Regions from separate parts of the Homo sapiens genome. Here region 2 is linked to region 1. A link is an interaction called in ENCODE POLR2A ChIA-PET data of the cell type or tissue named here. Cell type or tissue: MCF 10A. All regions are shown on one strand. Each heading gives the region's core, and the rest is flanking DNA. Links, peaks and the distances in the headings are about the cores only.

Region 1 (5,000 bases), core at 1-5,000:
AGTCTTTTAACTAGCATCCCAGCATCCTCTGGGACTCTATGGCACCTGTATTCCTCTGTTAACATTCCTTCTATATTGTAATTAATTTATTTTAATCTATCTGCCTGGTTAGACTGTCTCCCACATATTTGTATCCCCGGAACTTAACAAAGGACTTGGCACAGGCTAGGCTCCCTACAAATATTAAGTGAATTTAAAATGGAGCTTTAATTCCTGGCTTGAAGTCACCTCACAAAACATTTAGTGAGTCTGTATTACAAGCCAGGAGGACGCTATGAAAAATCAGATAGTCTTTCCCTTTAAGGAATTTGTATTCATTTCTATTAGAGTTAATAATAATAATGATAATAGCTGATATTTACTAAAGATAGGGAACTTTGTTAGGTACTTTATATGTACCTGAGTTACTGTCATTTTATAGGTGAAACAAGGGATGTACCCAATGGGTTAAGTTACTTTCCTGAGGTCACGCAGCTATCACGGGGCAGAACGAAGACTTTAACTCAGACAGTCTGACTGCAGTAACGCTGGCCCAACTATCATGTTGAAACGTACAGCACCGTGCCCATCCACAGTTCTCTCATTTATCAGAGAGGAGGTCCTGAATCCAAGTTATTGAAATCGTTGCAGACATTTGTTTTAAAGAGGAATAGGTCAAGATGACCAATCTGGGGAAGAACTTTTGCCAGGCAGTGCGTATGGGGAACAGAGCTGCGTTGGCCTTCTGTTAAAGCAGCTGGGGATTTCGGTTTTGGCTTCAGACCTGCACAACATTCAGTCAATAGCATTTATTGGGCGTCCACTGTGCAGGGTGCCCCCTGCTACTTCCTCTCCTCCCCACATCCTGGGGCAGGGAGGGGAAGTGAGGAAAGAAAAGCAAAGACAAGGCGAGGAGGATGCTGAGGGTGGGCAGGTGGGCACCCCCACCCCGCTGCGCCGGCCACGCCCCTTGCCGCTCCCTCGCCCCGGGGCCCACTTTAAACTCCCGCCCCTCGTAATAACGACCAATGGCCGACCGCGAAGCGCGCAGGAGGCTGGGGATTGGCCAGTGCCGAGGTTGCTGGGGCGACGGGTGGGTCCGGCGGGTCCCCGGGCGGGGCGGGGCCGGGGCGAGGGGTGCCGGGTGGTTTCCGCCCGGCAGCCCGCAGCCCGCTGCGCCCCGGGCCGCGTCTCCCGGCGGTGGGAGGGGGCGGCCCCCACTCGGTTCCTGGCCCCTCGCGGCCCCGTCAGCCTCCCGCTCGGGGTGCGCCGCCCTTCGTCTGGGTCTCCGCCCCCAGGACCCGCGGCCGAGAGCTCCGGAGCGCGGCTTCCCCGGCCGGCTGCGCGATGGGCTGCGGGAACTCCACCGCCACCAGCGCGGGCGCGGGCCAAGGTGAGTCCGGCGGGAGGCGGGGGCCGGCGGGGGCGGGCGGGAGAGGCGGCGGGAAGGAAGGGTGCAGGGATCTTGGGTGGGGGGCGCGCAGCCCCCTCTCCCCGTCCCCATTTTCGGGACAGGAGCAGACCGCCCGTTTCTGGAAAGACCGAAAGCGTGGCAAGTCCCCCGCGCGGGGGCGGTTGCGCCTGGAGCAGTCGAGCCTGCGGGGCGTCTCTGCCGAGGGAGCGCGGGGAGGACTGTCGCGGGCTCCCCTGCAGCCGCCGGGGCTCACCTGCAGCTGGCGGGTCTCAGGGCTCTCCTGGGGGAGAGGATTCCCGGACGTGGTCCCCGGCCGCTCCCCCACCTCCCACACTTGCTCCTCCAGGCCTCTCCCCCATCTCCTCGGAACCAAGGCGCTGCACCTGGAAAAGTGCAGCAGAGCAAGACAGGACTTTTCGGGCAGTGGTGGTGGGGCAGGAAGCGGGGAAGGGTGGGAGTGGGGTTGGGGAGAACTAGAAGCAGAGCTGCAAAAACGCATCTGTGTCTGCCTTGATGCCGAAGACCGGCTGGGCTGCTCTTAGGATTTCTCTGAGAAGCTGCAGCAGTAAGGATGTTTTACATATGTGAGACAGAGCTTTATTATTAACAGTCTGTTAAGATACTTTTCATTAAACACACACACACACACACACACACACACACACAAATAGAAACTTCTTTTTATACCACTTCATGTTGATTGGCAGGCAAGGTCTTCTAGCTTCCCCGGGCCAGCCAGGCTTTGTGTCAAGTGACTTTTGCCAAAACTCACCCTTCTATTTCACCCTGCCTATGTCTCGGGATTTAAGGTACCCTGGATCTGTTTTGAGTAATAACTGCTGACCTATTTCAGTGTCCTTTTGGATAAAGAGCTCCTATCTCCTCCAATTGAAGTCAACCAGATGCCACATCCTAGCCTAACCAGCAAATGCAAACAGCAGTCAGAGGCTGCGGTATTTCCTAGGCGGCTGTGGAGGCCCTGGCAATGACTTTGTAACCTTGGGCCTGTCACATCCCTTAACCCAGACGCCGGTAAAAAATGGAGTTTAAGACTCAATTTGAGTCTTGAATTAAATCCTGTCCTGGTGACAATGCAGAGAGCCACAGGAGAGCGAACTTTTTAGATTCATTTAACAGTGGGGAAGGTTAGTGTAGCACCTTATGCTAATGAGGGCAGACGGGCTTCAAACCTGCCTGTGGCCAGAAAGCTCTGCTTGTATGAAACAATGTCAGGGCCACACCCCGCACTCAAATTGTGTCTCAGTCTACTAGGTACTGTGGCCGTATGCAATCCACTGCATGTGTAGCCTACTTAAAAAAGGTGAAGAAAAGTTATCCACATTAAAAAAAATTGTAGGAAGGATTTGTAGCAGATTTCCCTTAAAATGAGGCTAGTTTCATGCATGTACATTTTGATTTATTAATGAACTGCTTGTCAGTTTTAGGGATGGGGAGGGGGTACCATTGCCAAATGAAAATCAGAATGATGGACCAGGCGCAGTGACTCATGCCTGTGTAATCCCAGCACTTTGGGAGGCTGGGGTGGGTGGATCATCTGAGCTCAGGAACTCGAGACCAGTGTAACCAACATGGTGAAACCCAGTCTCTACTAAAAATACAAAATTAGCTGGGCGTGGTGGCGCCTGCTTGTAATCCCAGCTATTTGGGAGGCTGAGGCACGAGAATTGCTTGAACCTGGGAGGCGGAGGTTGCAGTGAGCTGAGATCGCACCATTGCACTCCAACCTGGGCAACAAGAGTGGAACTCCGCTCCATCTAAAAAAAAAAAAAAAGAAAAGAAAAGAAAATAGAAAGATGGTAAGGTATGATGAGCTAGCTCTAAAATGTTAATGTAAAAATCAAATTTGGGGGGAAAATATGATTTCTTGGGGAAATATGATTATCTTTATGAATATTTGATTGACTTTTTCCCTAGGAGCATCTCTCTTATCACCTAAAGGGAAGTCATATTGAAAAAAAAAAAAAAAGCTACCGAAAGAGTAGTTTGAGGAGCAGCCTCACTTTTGTTTGTGGACAGTGCATGTGAGAGCATGCTATTCTCTCCTCCAGCTTGCTGTTTGCCAAAAATTACTTTTTGTTCAGAGGAGAGAAGGATATTGAGTGCAGATTCAAAACATGCAGGAGACAACATGATGAGCAGGGAGTTATTGCATCACCTCTTTGATGGATATGCCCTTGTCTTGGAGAAGCCATTCCCAAACATTTGCCTGCCTGTGAGTCCACCTGGCTGACTTTGGGATTTGGTCATTGTTATTTTGAAATGTTCTGTCAGTTGGTGTTAGGAATTTAGGTTCAGAGAGGAAATACATCAGGATGAGAGATGTAAAGAAAAATAAACCACAATGCAAAGGTACTGAAAATCTCAGCTGTGAGCTTGGGCATCAGCGTCAATTGCACTGTTGACCAAGCTGCACACTAGGAGGACTGAACCCGAGCAATACGAAACGCGTTAAAGAGATATTGTCTTTCTCTTCTAGTTACTTACAGTGCACTACTTCCAATATGTCCCAGGAGTCATAGAATTCAGTAGCCATACAAACTTTTCAGAAAAAAAAAATGTACAAAGAGATTGTAGAAAGGGTGCTGAACTTAAGAGTCTGGACAGTGAGCTTAAGCTTAGGTTTGGTGCTGTGCTGTTTGCATTATTGTGGGTGTTTCATTTTACTTTTTTGAATTTTGGTTTCTTTGTTTATATAATGGGAATAATTCGGTGTATCTTGTTTCATAAGGCTCATGTGAAACTCAAAAATAACATGAAAGCACACTGTAAACTGTAATTATTACTATATAATAATATTATTATCACCATTTTGAAGGCAAAGTGGTTTTCCTTGAATATTTTTCTATAAGAACATGGCAAATATTTTTTGATGCATTAACATATTATTACAATACCCCTAAATCTGAAATCTCCATTCTGAGCCCTGTTTTACTTTTTGAGTTACTCAGGTAAACTGGATAATTGTTTCCCCTTTCCCTGAGATAGCAGGATGGCTGCCTCTCTTGGCTTTTGTCTGGTGGACTTGGTTAACATGACAGATTGATATGCAGTAGTGTACTTGAGTTAAGTGGATTCCGTATGCCTGATGCATGGAGAAACTGGTATGGAGTAAAAGGGTCAAGTGGCCATAAGGAGTAGTGAGATGGATCAGCCCCTTGATAATTCTGGGTAGACTTGCCCCTGGAGTATGTTTCTATTAATAACTGTAAGCTTACACATCGTCCACCCCTATGTGGGACCTCCTCTGCTGGGAACTTCTAGGGCAACGCTGGGGGCAGCCAGCAATGGATGTTTGTAGAATGAAGTCAAACTTTGTTGCTCTTGAGAAATTGATAGTCTAGGTAGGAAGATTAAGCAATTGAGAATCACTGCAAAGCAGTGGATAATAGAATATAATCTGGACCTTCAAGTTTCCAGGAGATATTGAATGACACAGTTAAATCAGAGAAGTCCTCCTGGAGGAGTTGAGCTGGGGGTCTAGATGGAAATGTGAGAGGCATTTTGAGTACACAAAAGCTCTCCACTTTCACATTTTGATATCATCACTCTCTCAAGGTAGGAATTTGATTTTTCCCAACCTGCAACT
Region 2 (17,658 bases), core at 5,118-10,117, 59 kb before region 1:
ATGTAAGTGATGTAAAAAATGGTGCCGAAATATGAACAACAATAAGATACCACTACACACCTATCAGAATGGCCAAAATGCAAAATGCGGACAACACAAAATGCTGGAAAGGATGTAGAACAACAGGAACTCTCATCCATTGCTGGTGGGAATGCAAAATGGTACAGCCACTTTGGAAGACAATTTGGCTGTTTCTTACAAAACTATGTATACTCTTACCATATGATGCAGCAATTGTGCTCCTTAGTATTGACCCAAATGAATTAAAAACTTATATCCACACAAAAACCTGCACGTGGATGTTAATAGCAGCTTTAATAATAATTGACAAAACTTGGAAGCAACTGAGGTGTCTTTCAGTAGGCGAATGGATAAATAAACCAGGGTACATTTAGACAATGAACTATAATTCAACGCTTGAAGGAAATGAACTATCCAGCCATGAGTAGACTTGGAGGAAACTTCAAAGAATATTATAAAGTGAAAACGCCCATCTGAAAAAGGCTATATACTGTATGAGTCCACCTATGTGACATTCTGGAAATGGCAGAACTATGAAGAGAGTGAAAGTACCAGTGGTTGCCAAGGGTTGCGAGGAGGGAGGAATAAAGAGGCAGAACGCACAGAAATTTTAGGGAATCCAAACTGTCCTGTATGATACTATAATGGTAGATACATGTCGTTATACATTTGCCAATACTCATAGAATGTACACCAAGAGTGTCAACTATGGACTTTGGGCAATAATGAGATGACAATGTAGGCTCATCCATTGTAATAAATGTAGCCACTCCAGTGTGCGGGTGTTGATAGTGTGGGAGGCTGTGTTGTGGGGGGCAGAGACTATATGGGAGCTCTTTGTACTTTCTATTCAATTTTGCTGTGAAGCTAAAGCTACTCTAAAAAATAAATTCTGTTTTAAAAACCCTTTAAATTAAAGCTTGAAAAAGTCCATGGAGCAGAGATCTGGAATAAGTAGTCCCATGCAGGAAGTCCCATCCCAGCATGTCAGAGTGGTAGACACAGAACATCCGCAGAACAAATGATTCCAGCCCAAAGACCAGAAGAAAAAGACTTATCTTGACCATCCTTTCCTTAGGGTTCTTTTCTTAGGGTTGCACTTCCTCTGTGAGGAGGGAATAGGAAAATGATAGTCAGACCCCAACAAGTGGTGGTTTGTGATAGAACTGTATTAACTGAATAATAAAATGTATATAGTTCTCCCTTCTATTGTGTTCAATTGCACTCCTCATTTTGTGGCCTTTGTAAAACCCCAAAAGGAAATCTTTGGAAAGCCATAGTTATGGATCTATATATCTGAACTGGGTTGTGTGACTGTCTCAGTTTGGGTTCTTCCCAAACCAGACCCTGAGACAATAATTTGAGTATAAGTCGTTTATTTGGGAAGTGCAGGGAATACTGGTAGGAAACGGGGAAGTGACACAGGAAAGGAAGCTAGTAAAGCCTCCATTATTTTATTCTTATTCTTATTCTTATTCTTCTTATTATTATTTTTGAGACAGAGTCTTGCTCTGTCACCCCAGGCTGGAGTGCATTGGCGCGATCTCGGCTCACTGCAACCTCTGCCTCCCAGGTTCAAGTGATTCTCCTGCCTCAGCCTCCAGAATAGCTGGGATTACAGGCGCCTGCCACCATGCCCGTCTAATTTTTGTATTTTTTAGTAGAGATGGGGTTTCACCATGTTGGTCAGGCTGGTCTTGAACTCCTGACCTCAGGTGATCCACCCGCCTCGGCCTCCCAAAGTGTTGGGATTACAGGTGTGAGCCACTGTGCCTGGCCAAGGCTCCATTATTAAACCAACTACTGCTGTAGGCAATTGAAATGTAATTTCACAGGGATGTTCTAAAAAATGGCGTAAAAAACACATCTCAGAATAATTCTTCCTGAGTAGCAAGTGGCTAGGGGAGATACATTTGGAGGGCTATTGGAGTGCAGACAGGCTGTGGTCATTTCCTGGTGCTTCTCTGCACAAGCATATGTCAGTTAGAATAGCTTTCCATGGTTCCAAAAAGAGCCTCCAGGCCCTAGAGGCCCACACTGGGAGCTGTGTCATCAGCTGGAGCGTCGGTGAAGACTGTAAGCAGGACACTGGTAACAGCTGCTACATTAACCACTGCAATCATCCAGGTTCATCTGGTTCCTATCCCAGCCCCACCATTACCAGCTATAAGATCTTCAGCAAATTTGTAACCTTTCTTAAGACTCGGTATTAAAGCTTAAGAATTAACACCAGCTTATGAGGTGGCTGTGAACATCAACTAAAAAATGTGTGTCAAGTAACCCTGGCACATAGTTTCAATTTATATATATGCGTGTGAGTCTGTGTGTGTTTCTGTGTTTGTGTGTACACATAAAGACACACACACATATTTCTTGGAGTAGTGAGATAAGAGACTGCGCTCATTGAATGTAGCTTTAGCAAGGCTCACTTAGACCCGAGAGGGCTACATATTACCGACCACACTGTAAAAGACTGATTTTTATATCAGATCATCACCCCGTTATTGAGCATATAAAATGTAAACAGGATCTAGATTGGCATTCCCTGGGCTTTAAGAAACTTTCAAGAAAGTAATACAAGAGAAAACTTCTGTAGCTGTCAGATGGCTTCCTGGCTCTCCCTGCTCTTACTTAGGCTATGATTTGGTCCTATAAACAAGACCCAAGTCTGGCTTTTTCACTAGTGGGAGAGTGACTCTCCTCTCCTAGCAGTGGAGATGAGGAAACAGAAGGTGCTGTAGCTTTCCAAGGGAACTGTTTATCTCAAGATGCCTCAAGGACCTCCACGTTCTCCTCTCAGTTTGGGGCTGTGGCTTACTCCACTGCTAAAACAATGAAATCTGCCCCTGAACAATAATTGTTTTATGGAAAGAAAAATGTTGTCAAAAAAAGAAAATCTTCATTGTTTTGCAAAATCTCTAAAAGGACCAGATATAAACTGTTGATTGACCAGTGTGCTTATTTTTCAAATGGAAAAATAACACCTTTTTTAAAAAAGTGACCTTTCATACAAAAGATACTGAAATTTTACAGGTCTTTCTTTTTTTACTGAGATATTATTGACATACTGAGAAAAATCTTGTATTAAAAAAACTTTTTGGTATTAAAAAAGGATGGATAATAGCTGCATTTGGTTGGATGTAAAATGTTAGGATTCAGAATTTGATTTGGATTTTAAAGTCAATCAATCTTCCAGTCAACATTACTAAAGGTCCAATTGGCAAGAGTATAAACTAAAAGAAGGCAAAATATTTAACAAAAGTTGATGGTTATTGAGTTTTCAAAAGAATGTCACTTTCTAACAGTTGTTCTTGAGAAAGGTTTTGCAATATCATCTGGGTATTTTTAAGTAAAGGACCAAGGTTTGGTTTCTGGTTTGATGTAAGGGCAGTTTGAGCCAGAACCAAGAAATGTACTGGTTCACTTTTTACAGTCTCTTCTTATCCTACACTCCTATGGCCTGACTGCAGCGAGGGATATCTTGAAAAGCTACCAGTTCAGTGGGTCTCCTCTGGGCATTCATTAGTATACCTACTTTGTTCGTAGAATGATTTCTTTCAAGCCTGGAACCAGAGTTGATTTTTGTACATGCAATTTCTCCTAACTCATTTCAATGTTTTGTTTCTCATGATACATTTTAATCTTTCTTAATTTTAGCCTTTTTACTTAGTCACCCCAATTCTTCGAACTGTCTGTACGTGTGATACCCAAGGTCTTATACCCTATTCTGTTCAGAGGAATGACCAGACAACCCAAACTTATAGCTTTCCACTTACAGACTCACTTAAGCCCTGCTAAAGTGGGACTGAGATTTTCTGATTGCTTCTCTATCTGTCAGAATTTTGATTTTTAATCCCTGTCTGCTGGGTTTCAAAGTTCATGCATTTTCTTTATATCACGCACCTCTCTTTTTGGGTGCAAAACTGAAAGACAACAGCCTTTATATTTTTGATGAGTGTATGACTAATGCTGTTGCATCTGGATCGGAAAAGAGGAAATTCATAACAAATGGCCAGCAGTAATCACCTCTAAAGTACTTGAAATTGGTTGGGAAAAATTTTCAGAAGCTTTCCCAAAATTTTCATTTACCTCTTCTAGTGATTTTGGAGTTTCCCAACATAGATATTTAAGATTTTTAAAATGTTCCTTATTCATTGTATTTGCTTTCATATTTACTTTCATTATCATCAATTGAAACATCTTGTTCCTGCTATTTTTTTCTGCAAATAGGTGAATTTGAACAACATCAAGGCATAAATAGGCCTCTGTGGGCTGATCTGGGAGCCCTACCATTTAAAAATTGTTTATAAGAGAAAACATGTTCCAATTCTAAGCAAACAAATTAAAACATAACCCTTTTGTACATTGGACATGGCTGATTTGTGCCAGGTTAAGAGTATAAATTAGAAGCAAGGCTGGCCAAATTCAAATTCCAGCTCTGTTTCCAGCTAGCTGTGTCATCCTGAGCAAGCTTCCTAACCACGCTGAATCTCTATTTTCCTTTCTTCTTACCTGGAGGACATAGTACCTACTGCAGAAGGTTTCAGAGAGGTATGAATGATGTAATGTACATAAAGCACAGAGTAAAACTTAATAAATATTAGCTATTTTGATCCTGTTTTTAAGGTCCCATTCAGGCCCCTGACTTTAGTAGGAAGGTGAGAAGGAGGAAGGCCAGGGTCTAGGCTTTGCTTCTGGGGCCACAAGTCCCTTCTAGCATGCAAGCCAATAGTTTATTACAGAAAGACTTGCTGTCATAAGGATTCCCTGTATGACCCTGAAAAGTTTCACCATCTTCTGTGCCTGTTTTTTCTTCTTTAGGATGGATGTCAGCAATAATAAAACCTTCCTCTCCTTAACTCACAGACCTACTGAGAAAATAAAGGAGAGACTCTCTGCTTGAGGTCTTTGAACTAATCAGTTCCACATAAGGTGTCATGAATCCCAGACTTGTGAAAGTTCACATCTGTAGTCATCCTTTTTCGGTGAGTGAAGTAGGGAGGGGGAGACCAAATTCCAGTGAGTACTGGAACCCCTGGCTATGGATCTGTGCTTGGGATTTTGGGCTCCTCACATTCCAATACTTACAAGCTTCAGTTGTATTAAAGAACTTGGGAGACAGATGGACTTGAGGTCTGGCCCCAGCTTTGCCACTTATCAGCTATGTGACTCTGAGCAAGCCACTTAATCTCTCAGAGATAATATCAGTATCACCCTCAGAGGGCTGTCAGGATGAAATGAGGGGGTGCACACAGCATATTTAGCACAGTGTCCAACACAGGCTTCGTGCTCAAAGTGTCAGATTTGATGATGATGATGGTGATAACGATAATTTTTGTTTATTTACTGCTTAAAAGTGTCCACCCTTAAATATCACAACCGTTTATTATTCTTTTCTTAGTTGCTCTGCTGCTGCAGTGGTTTGAAACACAGGCTCAGGCTCTCCAAAGATATTCCCTTCTCTAGTTTCTGATAGAGTCATTTTGAAACTATTGCCCTAATTAAATCGCAATGTTGGCTGTATATCTATTGTCTGTTTTATAAGCCACATAATTGTTAAAAGAGAGAGGATGCTAAACATCTCTTTCTACATTTTCTTCTTTCTTTCAAAGTAATGAGTTTTCTCATTGTTTTAAGGAATTAGTCATGTTGGCAGGGTGTGCAGATTGTCATTTTGATGGATCCTCATAGTATATGACAAGATTTGACAAAGAGTTTTCAAAAATCATTAGGCTTGTCAAAATTCTATTCTGTGCTTTGTCAAGAGTCACCATCCTATATTATACATCTGAGAGTTTGTCAGATAACAAACAGAGTTGCCACAGCTGGAGTTGGATTGTGCTCCTCAGGTCCTCTGCACCAACTTCAACCTGAAAAACTACAATTTTGTATCTTAGAATTCCAGGTAAGATTTCATTTGAAAAGAGGTTCACGGCTAAAACGCTTGTGCTTTTCTGCACGCATGTCTTTCTGTAGACTTAGACAGGAAATCCATTTCTAGACTGGGAAAAACATTTTAATTAGCCATTAGTAGTGGGTCAGAGGAGTAAAACAGGAACAATGGGAAGTCTAAGAGAAAAAGGGAGGTAAGTATAGACCAATAGACACAGCACATTGGAGTAGAAAAATACTTTTTTTTTTTTTTTAATCAGACAGGATCTCAATCTGTTGCCTGGGGGGAGTGCAGTTGTTCCCTTTTACTGGTGGAGGGTCTTGACTATGAGTTGTCCAGGTTCTTGGTGTTTGGAACGAAGAATTGGACAAAACACACAAACAAAGCACAATGAAAGAATGAAGCAACGAAAGCACAGATTTACTAAAACAAAAGTACATTCCATGGAGTGGGAGCCTGCTCCAGCAAGCGGCTGAAGAGGCTGGTTACAGAATTTTCTGGGGTTTAAATTCTCTCTAGAGGTTTCCCATTGGTTACTTGTTTACACCCTATGTAAATGAAGGAGTGGCCCACGACCAGACTGATTGGTCATGGGAGGTGACCAGTCAGAGGCTGAAGTGAAATTACAATGTTACACATGAAGAATTGGGTAGTCTGATTGGTTGTGGGAAGGGACCAATTGGAGGTACTTTTCATTTATCATCTACCATGCAGTGCAAAGGGAGTAGCCTCTGATCCTTTTGTTACTTGGGTGTGGAGAGGTGGGGTTTTTCTTTTGATTCAGTTCTAGGAAGTCAACAGCGTGATCTCAGCTCACTGCAGCCTCGACTTCCCTGGGCTCAAGTGATCCTCCTGCCTCAGCCTCCCAAGCAGCTGGTACTATAAGTGCATACCACCACGCCCTGGTAATTTTTGTATTTTTCGTAGAGACAGGGTCTTACTATGTTGCCCAGGCTGGTCTCGAACTCCTGGACTCAAGTGATCCACCTGCCTCAGCCTTCCAAAGTGTTGGAACTACAGGCGTGAGCCACTGCGCTGGGCCAGAAAACACATTTTTAAATTTTTTTTGTTTGATATAAGTTTAACATATCCATGAGACCTGACTTCAGCTACCTGCACCTTAAGAATAGAAACTGGATTTTAAACTCAGTTTTGTACATCATGAGGAATTGGTCTGGTAGAGTTCCAGACTGGAACTGGAGCTGGTTGGAACCAGAAGCTGAAAAACTGGTATGTTACTGGTCTTCTTTTCACCTCTAGTCCCTGCTTGCCTTTGTAAGCTTCATGTTCAGACAGGATTTCATGGTCCCTAGCTAGTGATCCTGGGGGAGAGGGGTAGGAGAATAGGGATACAAAAGTACTCTTCTTTCCCAACGTTACTAGGAAGAGTCCTAGGCCTGGCCCTCATTGGCCAAAATTGAGCCATGTGCTCACCTTTCAGCCAATCACTGTGGTTAGGGGAATAAAGCACTTTCATTGGCCATTTCCGGGTCATATGTTCTCTCCCGGAGCTCAGGTGGGTGATGAATTCTATTTAATGTAGACCTCAGAGCAAGAGAGGGGTGTTATCCCAAAGGAAAATCAGTGCTATTCCCAAGAAACAAAACGGTTGGTATAAATTACATTCCTGAGGCTATCCCCTTTCATACCTGCTCCTGCTCACCCTCAAAATTCCCAAAAGAGAATTTTGTGCAGAAGCTGTTAAAAACACTAGCTTTGTGTTTAAATTCTGTTACTTGTACTTATTAGCTTGGTGTGTCTCTGGATGAATGATTTAGCCTTTTTGTGCTTTAATTGTCTCATTTCTAAAATGAAGATAATAATAGTGTTCACTTCATTGGTTGCTGAAAAGATGAATTGAGATTAGGCTAAAGCAACACTTAAAAGGTTAGACCAATTAAGAATACAATCAATGTTTTCTGTTGCATAGAAGCTCTCTTAACTACCTTCTACCTAACCCATCCATCTAATTCAACCCAACTCTCCATTCCCTCTTAAAATATACAGCCACTTTTGACATGCCCATGGCATGCTAAGTATCTGGACATGTCGGTTCCCGCCCTTTGAATTGCAATTGGCCCAAAACCTGTTTATTTGTGCTGTACTTATTGTTATAATCACATAATACTAAACCAATGACCTATAAGTGCAAAAGTGCTTTTTGTGAAACTTCTTTTGCATGCTTTGTTAATGTTTTCAAAAGACTTGATAAAAGTGAATTGCTAAAAAGAATTGCTACAAAATTAGATATTGGCAAAACTTTATAAAAGATTGGTGAAAATTATAAAGCTCTAGGGAGAGTCTTCACACAAAATGATTTATTAGTGTGGTTTATTCAAGAAACATAACACAGAACTCTAATCAAAGACTTATACTTAAATAAAAGGCTTTGTCTGTAGAATATCAATTGACTGATGGCTGTACATACAATTATGTGTTTTAAATCTAAATATGCCTAAAATTATTTATGAGATTTTCTTACGATTCCATGCTCTAGCTATTTTTTCAATTAACTAAACAATAACCAGTTCCAAGTGCTTTAAACAGATAGAAAATGGAATTTGCTGTATTATTATTACTTTCAGTCATTGCCATCATTTTTTAACCTCCCACCCATTCTTCAACCGTTTACAATCTGGCTTCCATAACCACCACTCTCTTGAAACTCTTGTATAAGAAATTGCCAAACTCAATTCCCTACCTGCTTTTTAAACAATGCGGTTTCTCAGAATTCTGCTTCCCCTGAAATTTCAGACTCCAGGGAACCACTTCCAAATACCCCATAAAGCTGAAGAACTAGAAAATCTAACTGGTCTTTTAGGGATTCAATTTTCAGCTACTACTAGTACCACCACTGAAAATCCATGTGGTACAGTCACTGGGTTCTTGTCCACTGCCGTAGTGATGCCCTTGCCGGCCAAGGTAAGTGCACAGGCCTCTTGTTTGGCCTCCAACATTCCAAGTCCTGGGCTTGCACTCAGATACTCTGTCATGGTCCCTGCAGCATGTCCACCATGCTATGGGGCTTAGGAGTAGAGGGACAGCTTTGGCCACACGCCAGGACCAGCCCTCTGGATGCTAGTGCGGAGCCTGGCTCACCTCTTGCCAAATGGGAGAAAATTTTCGCAACCTCCTCATCTGACAAAGGGCTAATATCCAGAATCTACAATGAACTCAAACAAATTTACAAGAAAAAAATAAACAACCCCATCAAAAAGTGGGCAAAGGATATGAACAGACACTTGTCAGAAGAAGACATTTATGCAGCAAAAAGACACATGAAAAAATGCTCATCATCACTGGCCATCAGAGAATTGCAAATCAAAACCACAATGAGATACCATCTCACACCAGTTAGAATGGTGATCATTAAAAAGTCAGGAAACAACAGGTGCTGGAGAGGATGTGGAGAAATAGGAACACTTTTACACTGTTGGTAGGACTGTAAACTAGTTCAACCATTGTGGAAGTCAGTGTGGCGATTCCTCAGGAATCTAGAACTAGAAATACCATTTGACCCAGCCATCCCATTGCTGGGTATATACCCAAAGGACTATAAATCATGCTGCTATAAAGACACATGCACACGTATGTTTATTGCGGCACTATTCACAATAGCAAAGACTTGGAACCAACCCAAATGTCCAACAATGATAGACTGGATTAAGAAAATGTGGCACATATACACCATGGAATACTATGCAGCCATAAAAAATGATGAGTTCATGTCCTTTGTAGGGACATGGATAGAATTGGAAATCATCATTCTCAGTAAACTATCACAAGGACAAAAAACCAAACACTGCCTGTTCTCACTCATAGATGGGAATCGAACAATGAGAACACATGGACACAGGAAGGGGAACATCACACTCCGGGGACTGTTGTGGGGTGGGGGGAGGGGGGAGGGATAGCATTAGGAGATATACCTAATGCTAAATGACGAGTTAATGGGTGCAGCACACCAGCATGGCACATGTATACATATGTAACTAACCTGCACATTGTGCACATGTACCCTAAAACTTAAAGTATAATAATAATAATAATAATAAAGGAGACTTCCTTTTGGGGCCCTTAATGCCTTTCTCTCTCAGTAGAATTCTATTAGGACAATATCAGTGTCCCAAAGAGATTTGCGAGGAAAAATTGTTTAAGACTTTAAAATGAACCGAAAGATTACTGAGTGTCTTTATTTTTATCTAGCACACCTTTCTGGATTATCTGATTCTATGGGACCTCTGTGACTTTCATTGTCTTTGAACAATTTTATAACTCTGATTTGTAGACAACTGATAGGAATGTAAATGTAAAATCTGTGTAAGGACAATTGATTCCCCTTCTTTTCAAAAGAAGCCAGTTTTGCATCTCTTTCTAAATTCATTTTAGCATTCATGGTTGACCTATATATGTGTGATACTTTGAATTTGCCTTTGAACTCATTGCAACATCTTACTGGTTCCCTCATTAATTAGGGAGTTAAATAAAATTTTGACAAATGTGCATCTTACGTTTGTTTGAGGGTCATGATATATTTAAATACACATGATATATTTAAAGCATTATTCTTTAACAGCTTTTCATACTCCTGATCCTCCAAAGGGCAGCCTTTGTCAGACCAGAGTTCTGTTACACCCTCCCCCAGGACAATAGCTGCCATCTTTCCTTTTATTTACACCACTAAGAGGAGCCATCTACATAAGTCTTTCTAGAATAGAGAATGTTTGCAGCAAGATGATTTACTGTTTCCAAATAGAGAAGCAGCTGGCAACCCTTAAATGGCAACTTCCCTCCCTCAGGTTCCTTCTACCCAGGCACCTCCCTCCCAAACTCATTTCCACATCCTGCATGAACCTGTTCATTTGTATCCTGATGTCACCCTACTCTCTACTCTCCAGCTCTTTTAGGGCGAGGACATGTCTTACTCATCATTCTGGTCTCCATAGTGCCCGATACTGTCACTTGTTTATAGTAGGTGCTCAGAAAAGATTTGCTGAATTTATTCCATGTTGTAGGGCAAAGAAAAATAGAATGGAAGCCTGTTAGAGCAACGGTCTTAAAATATAGTATTAGGCTGCTGGAATTTTAGCATAAGAAAGAATCTTAACAATCTTCTAGTGGATATGATGAGAGAGAAAAGGGGGCCTGGTAGCAGTTCATAAACAGTTGCTCCAGATGCCCCTTCATAACACCACATAGTCACTGCCTCTCTTCCTGCTCCTAGGGACCAACATGTCCCTACAGCCCTATGTGACTTTCATTGTACTTGGATCAGGAGTGAGCGTTTATAAAAACAAGACTAAAACTTTGTATCATATCAAATCTGGGACATGCTGAACTAACAAGGGCCAAGTGATTATGAGACAAATAACAACCTTGTACTTACTGTGCAGAGAATTCTAGATAAAGGAAAAGGTATTCTGTAACACCTTGATATTCCTTTTTAGCCAGCACTCAGTGATCCCAGAGGAGATTAAACATACCACCAAGGGCCGGGTGCAGTGGTTCACACCTGTAATCACAGGCCTTTGGGAGGCTGAGGCTGGAGGACTGCTTGAGGTCAGGAGTCTGAGACCAGCCTGGGCAACATAATGAGACCTCATATCTACAAAACAAAAACAAAAACAAAAACCCTGGGTATGGTGGCATGTGCCTATGATCCTAGCTATTCAGGAGTCTGAGGCAGGAGGACCACTCGAGCCCAGGAGTTCAAGGCTGCAGTGGGCCATGATCATGCCACTGCACCCCAGCTTGGGAGACAGAGCTAGACTCTGTCTGTAAAGAAGAAAAAAAATACTGCCAAGATTATTCTGTTTTTCATGAAGCCAACTCATAATGTCATCAGTTTAGTATAGGTTAATTTTGGATTTTCCAATTTAACACCAATGGGAAATTCAATGTTTATGTTTTGTAAACACATTTCAGCATCAGAAGAGGAAGAGAAGTGAACTCCCAAGATAATAATTATGTCTAACTGAGCACTTTGATGTTCTTCAGCCAAGACCAACAGGAACACACCTGTGCTTGAATAAGCTGGGTTCCCTGCTCACTTCATCGAGGGAGAACTCATACCTTAGAAAAACCATGGAACTTCTCAGTGTGAGGTTGTCAGAAGGAACTTATTATAGGATTGGGACATGCTTGGGTAATTTAGGGGTGGGTCTAATGAAGCAGAAGCCCACTCTAGAATGGGTATTGTCAGAAGGGGGGGGGCGGCAGTCCTTCAACTGGGCATCTCAAAAAATATTCTCTCTAGGTAGGACAGACTAGAGCAGGGAAAAAACCATAATTGGTAAAGAAGTAGCAGTCACTCATTTCGGCCTAGAGAGGGGAATGTTTAATATTTTATGGGCTGCACAGTGACCATGTTTTTTCTCACTTTATCATGATCTCAGAGTGGCCTTGGCTGACACTGAAGTCTTGTAATATTGTTTCTATCCAGTAGGAGAACATGGCCTGGCTGTGAGCATCTGCCCAGTGCCAGGATGTTCAAGGCTGCTTTCTCGGCACTGACTGTGAGTGCACTAAGTACTTCACACACATTATTTCATTTAATTCTGAAAACTCTATTAGGCAGATATTGAGTCCCATTTTACAAGTGATAAAATAGAATCCTGAAGAATTTAATGTTAGCAGTGAGTCAACAGCAGGCAGTCAGGACTAGTAGTACTGACCCCAAAGTCCATACACTATTAAGCTACCACTCGTTTGAGCCTGAGCTGCCTTAGAGATAAGGAAAGGGCAGAGGGCATGCATGTGTGGGAAAGCAAGCTGGACTACAGGGCCTTGGCACTTGGCTTTTTGTTCCCCTGCTTGTGCTGTCTCTGGGACTTCAACATTCCTTAGATCAGTCACCTAACACTGATGTCCTCCCAGGTTCTCGACCCTGGCTCTCTGCTCCAATAACATTCCCCTCCTATCCATTTGGCTACCTCTACTTGCCTGATCACACCTTGGGACTTGCCATTTCTCCAAATGGGCCACCTCTAGAAGTTAAAATTGTGAAGTTCTTCTTGTATCAGATCATCTAGTACATATCCACAAAAATAAAAAAATAAAAAAAAAATTAAAAGCGTCTTATTAGTCTACCTTTTTCATGATCTTGTGTCCATTAAAATCATTCTTCCCCTTTCTTTCTTCTTGACTCCTCCCTATCTTCTAAGCCTGTCACCCCTCCTGGCTTCATTTTATCTTCTTCCTTTTCCACCTTGGCCCATATGGTGCATCAATGAATTCACTACATCTACCTAAATCCCCTCACCTCCTTGACTTTCTGGTAGTTCTCAACCCTGCCTTAATCATGATTTTGATTTAGAATGCTTACCCTGTGTCAGACACTGTTCCCGGCTCTTTTTGAAGATTAATCCGTTTAATCATCACAACCTATTTAGCCCACATCCTATGGGCTAAAGTCAGTCATGTACTGCATAACAATGTTTTCGTCAACAACTAACTGCATGTATGACAGTGGTCTCATAATATTAGGATATCATATTTTTACTATACCTTTTCTATGTTTAGATACACAAATATTAGGTTGGTGAGAAAGTAATTGCAGTTTTTGCCATCACTGCAATTACTTTCGCACCAACCTAATACTTAGCATTGTGTTACAATTGCCTACAGTATTCAGTACAGTCACATGCCATACAGGTTTGTAGTCTAGGAGTAACAGGCTCTACCTTACAGCCTAGGTGTGTAGGAGACCGTACCATGTAGGTTTGCGTAAGTTAACTCTATTATGTTCACACAATGATAAAACTACCCAGTGATGCATTTATTAGAATAAATATCCATCATTAAGTGATGCATGACTGTACCCTTATACTCTCATTTTACAAATAAGGAAACTGGGGCACAGTTGTTAAATAACTTGCCTGATGTTAAACAGCCACTAGGGGGCAGAGCCAGAATTTGAACCCAGGCTGTCTAGCGCCAGAGTTCATGCTGGTAATCAACACACTGTGCTGCCTTACCCACTGTACTGTGCTGACAGCCTTCTCTCTTCTTCACCGCTGCTTCTGGTGATTAAATGGCTATATAAACCTGCATGGTCAGGGCTTGCAGGAAGTCTCACTTCACTAACAAAGCTAAGTTCATCAACTCCTATCCCTTCTACACCAACTTCTCTGCATGCTTACCTGGTCTCTTCCTTACTCTTCACCCTTGGAGTATGTAGTATATAGTAGGGCGAGATGCACAGAAAAATCAAATAACTCAAGTACAATAGCCCTTATCTGTAATTAAGTTATTAGATTTTTCTGTGCATCTCCGCCATACTACAAGCCAACCACCACTAAAAATCCATGGGTTGGAAATAGGTAGAGCGATCCAAGGGTGTGCTCTACCTAAGATTTCCAACCCATGGGCTCAGCTCCTAAGTCAGTGCTCACCAAGCCTGATAGCACATAAAATGCGCCCATTTGCACAGCAAGTAGAGAACAGAATTTCTGCCGTTCCCCCAAATGAGCATTTATTAAGCCTGAGTGACTCCCTGGGCACCACTGGAACTATCCAACTCTAGCCTTCCAATCACCCACCCTGTGTGTCTGGCCTGACTGGCAGAGGTAAGTCATGACTTGTGTGGCTGAACTCGCACTAGCCTTTTCTCTCGGGGGTTGAACTATGTTCTTGTCTATGTCCAGTGGCTAGAATTTTCCTTCATCCCTGGGGAAGTTTCTCCTGGAACCAAAGTAATGCCACCCACCTTGTAATGCATCTTGTTGCTGCCTAAGGACTACTGTGGCCACATCCCACCTCTGGGGACTGACCATTCTGATCAGTGGGTCAACCTTTTGTGTGTCACAGAAGCACTTAAGAATCTGATGAAGGTTAAGAAGAACTCTTTACTGATATATGTATCATTTAAGCAAATATCCTGGAATTTTGCAAACAAATTTAAGGACTTACAGATTTCCCTGAACTTTTTTTGCAAAACTACTCATTTTTGTAACCAGTATAGAATCTTGTATGGGGCACTTAGTAAATGTTTGTTGAATTGAACTGCATGAACTAAATCTCAATTCAGCAATCCTAAATGCAGAAACAATTACACACACACACACACACACACACACACACACACTAGTTATTTGTTTTGCTCCAGAAAAGGACTTAAAGTGGTTAATATTTAGACATTTGCTTCTTTAAAACATCTTCATAAGTATCGAGACTCAGTAGAGACAAATTCCTTTTCCACTTAATTTAACAAAGACTCAGAATTTTTTTTTAAAGAAATAGTATCAGAATACAAAATGAAAAAAGCAAATCGCCCAAAACCAGTTAAAGGACATAAAACTGAATTCTTGTAGTTTGCATATTTCTTATCAGAGTGGTTCTTAGTCCCCTCCCTCCTCCCAAATTCAACAAAGCCATTGTTAACAGTGACTCAGACTACATTGATTCCAATGAGGGTTGGCTGTGGGCCACACTTTTACTTGGGGATCACGGCAAACTTTCTGGGGAGAGGCCATAGTTTAGAGGAAGGCCTCCAGGGGATTCTGATATCTCTGCCTTTTGGTATCCCCACTCTCATTAGTGTCCTAGGATAACAAGTGCTACTCAATCATTAACTCAGTTTGGCTTATTGGGCACAGAACCTTCTGTTCCTCTGTTGATCTGGTTAGGAGAGCAGGCTTTAAACCGTCTGAATTTGAATTTTGGGTCTATCACTTGACCTCTCTGTGCCTTAGCTCCACTGATATCACCTGCCAAAAGCCCTCTTTGGTGCTAACAGAACACAGATCTGTTCTGATATTAGTGTGATGTCCCTTGACCTCGGGTATTCCTATACCCTATCCCAGCCCCAGGATATGAATCATGATTGGTCAAAAATACTCATAGAAATCTTATTCCTTTTGGTCAGCGATTAGTCTAAAGGTGGGCTTGCAACCCAGGTATGACCAGAGAGATGGAAAGGCGAGTCAGCTGAGGTAAGTCGGGAACATAATCCATACCAAATATAAGGCAGATCCTTAGGAGGAGAAAATCCTTCCTTGTTCTTCCTGCCTAGATGCAGACATGATCCTGGAGGGGCAGCAACCACCTTGTGGCTTGGAAAGGAAAGTCAACATGCTAAGAAGGCAGGAAGGGAAAACAGAAGGAGCCTGGTAGTTGTTTGTTGTTGCTGTTTGTTTTAGAGTCCAGTAGTTTAATTGTATAGTGCAGTTTCTGCATCAGCTCTGGACTTTGGACTCCTTATTCAGTGAGAAAAATAAGCAATTCATTTGTCAAGCCCCAGTAAATTTTGTTATGTACAACTGAATGCATTCTTATCTGATATACTCAGTTTATAATTTATAAAGTGAGGATAAAAACAGTACCAATCAGAAAGGAAGTAAAATTACCCTTGTTCACAGAGGACATAATCTTATATCTAGAAAACCGTAAAGATTTCATTTAAGAAATCCAAAGTGTTGAACTAATGAATGAATTCAGCATAGTTGCAAGATACAAAGTCAATGCACAAAAAAAATTCTGTTTCTTTATACCAACGGTGAAATTAAGAAAACAATTTCCTTTTTAATAGCATAAAAAAGAATACAATACTTAAGAATAAACTTAACTAATGAGGAGAAAGGCTTGTACATAAGTATCAAACATTGCTGAAAAAAGCTAAAGAAGGCTTGGCTAAATAGAAAGTCATCCATGTTCATGGGTGATTATTGTTAAGATGGCAGTACCATCTAAAGCAATCTATAGATTCAATGCAGCTTCTATAAAATTTCAATGATACTTTTGGCAGAAATAGAAAAGCCCATCCTAAAATTCATATGGAATGTCAACGGACGCCAAATACACAAAACAATCTTGAAAAAGAACAAATATGGAGGGCTCCCACTTCCTGATTTTAAAACTTACTACAAGGCAACAATAATCAATAGTAGATTACTGACATAAAGACAGTGAAATAGAATAGGAAGTCCAGAAATAATTTCTTGCTTGTATGGCCAAATAATTTTTTTTTTTTTTTTGAGACGTAGTCTCACTCTGTGGCCCAGGCTGGAGTCCAGTGGCGCGATCTCGGCTCACTGCAAGCTCCGCCTCCCGGGTTAATGCCATTCTCCTGCCTCAGCCTCCTGAGTAGCTGGGACTACCGGCACCTACCACCATGCCCAGCTAATTTTTTTGTATTTTTAGTAGAGACGGGGTTTCACCGTGTTAGCCAGGATGGTTTCGATCTCCTGACCTCGTGATCCGCCCGCCTCGGCCTCCCAAAGTGCTGGGATTACAGGCGTGAGCCACCATGACCGGCCATGGCCAAATAATTTTTGACAAGGGTGCTAAGATAATTCAATGGGGGAAAGAGCAGATTTCAAAAAATTGTGCTGGGAAAACCAGACATCCACATGCAAAAGAAGGAAGTTGAATCCTTATCTAAGATCATACACAAAAATCAACTCAAAATGAATGAAAGACCTAAATGTAGGACCCCAAACTAATAAATTCCTAGGAGAAAACATAGGGAAAAAACCTCATGACATGGATTGGATAATGATTTTTTGCATATTACATCAAAAGCACAGGTAGCAAAAGAAGAAATAGTTTTTCATCAAAATAGAAAACTTGTACAACAGCAAACGATATTATCACAGAGTGAAAAAGGCAACCCATCGAGTGGGAGAAAATAATAGCAAATCATGTATCTGGTGAGGGGTTAAAATCCAGAATATATAAAGAGCTCCTACATCTCAACAACACAAACAACTCAATTAAAAAATGGACCTTAATTACTTTAATGTACT

What was found. ChIA-PET counts read pairs that join two places held together with the same protein. Peaks named below come from ENCODE experiments on the same cell type or tissue, not always from the same donor. Only the 100,000 strongest peaks of a DNase experiment are listed, where the experiment ranks them.
Region 2: POLR2A ChIA-PET joins it to region 1 with 5 read pairs; 4 of 35 experiments call an interaction of 5 or more read pairs at or near these places.

Annotation. Positions count from the first base shown.
Region 1 is chr12:105,329,566-105,334,565 of GRCh38, forward strand. It overlaps C12orf75 (chromosome 12 open reading frame 75), which reads left to right and starts at 1,126. Exons shown (of 6, transcript NM_001145199.2): 1 at 1,126-1,372. The coding sequence starts at 1,327. RefSeq lists silencers at 762-1,421, 1,452-1,551 and an enhancer at 2,208-2,751. In MCF 10A, for the core only: no CTCF peak of the experiment used is centred there; DNase peaks (open chromatin) are centred at 1,026 and 2,926.
Region 2 is chr12:105,265,843-105,283,500 of GRCh38, forward strand. No RefSeq gene overlaps it. Among named protein-coding and RNA genes, the nearest start is that of APPL2, 38 kb to the left of the region's middle. In MCF 10A, for the core only: no CTCF peak of the experiment used is centred there; no DNase peak of the experiment used is centred there.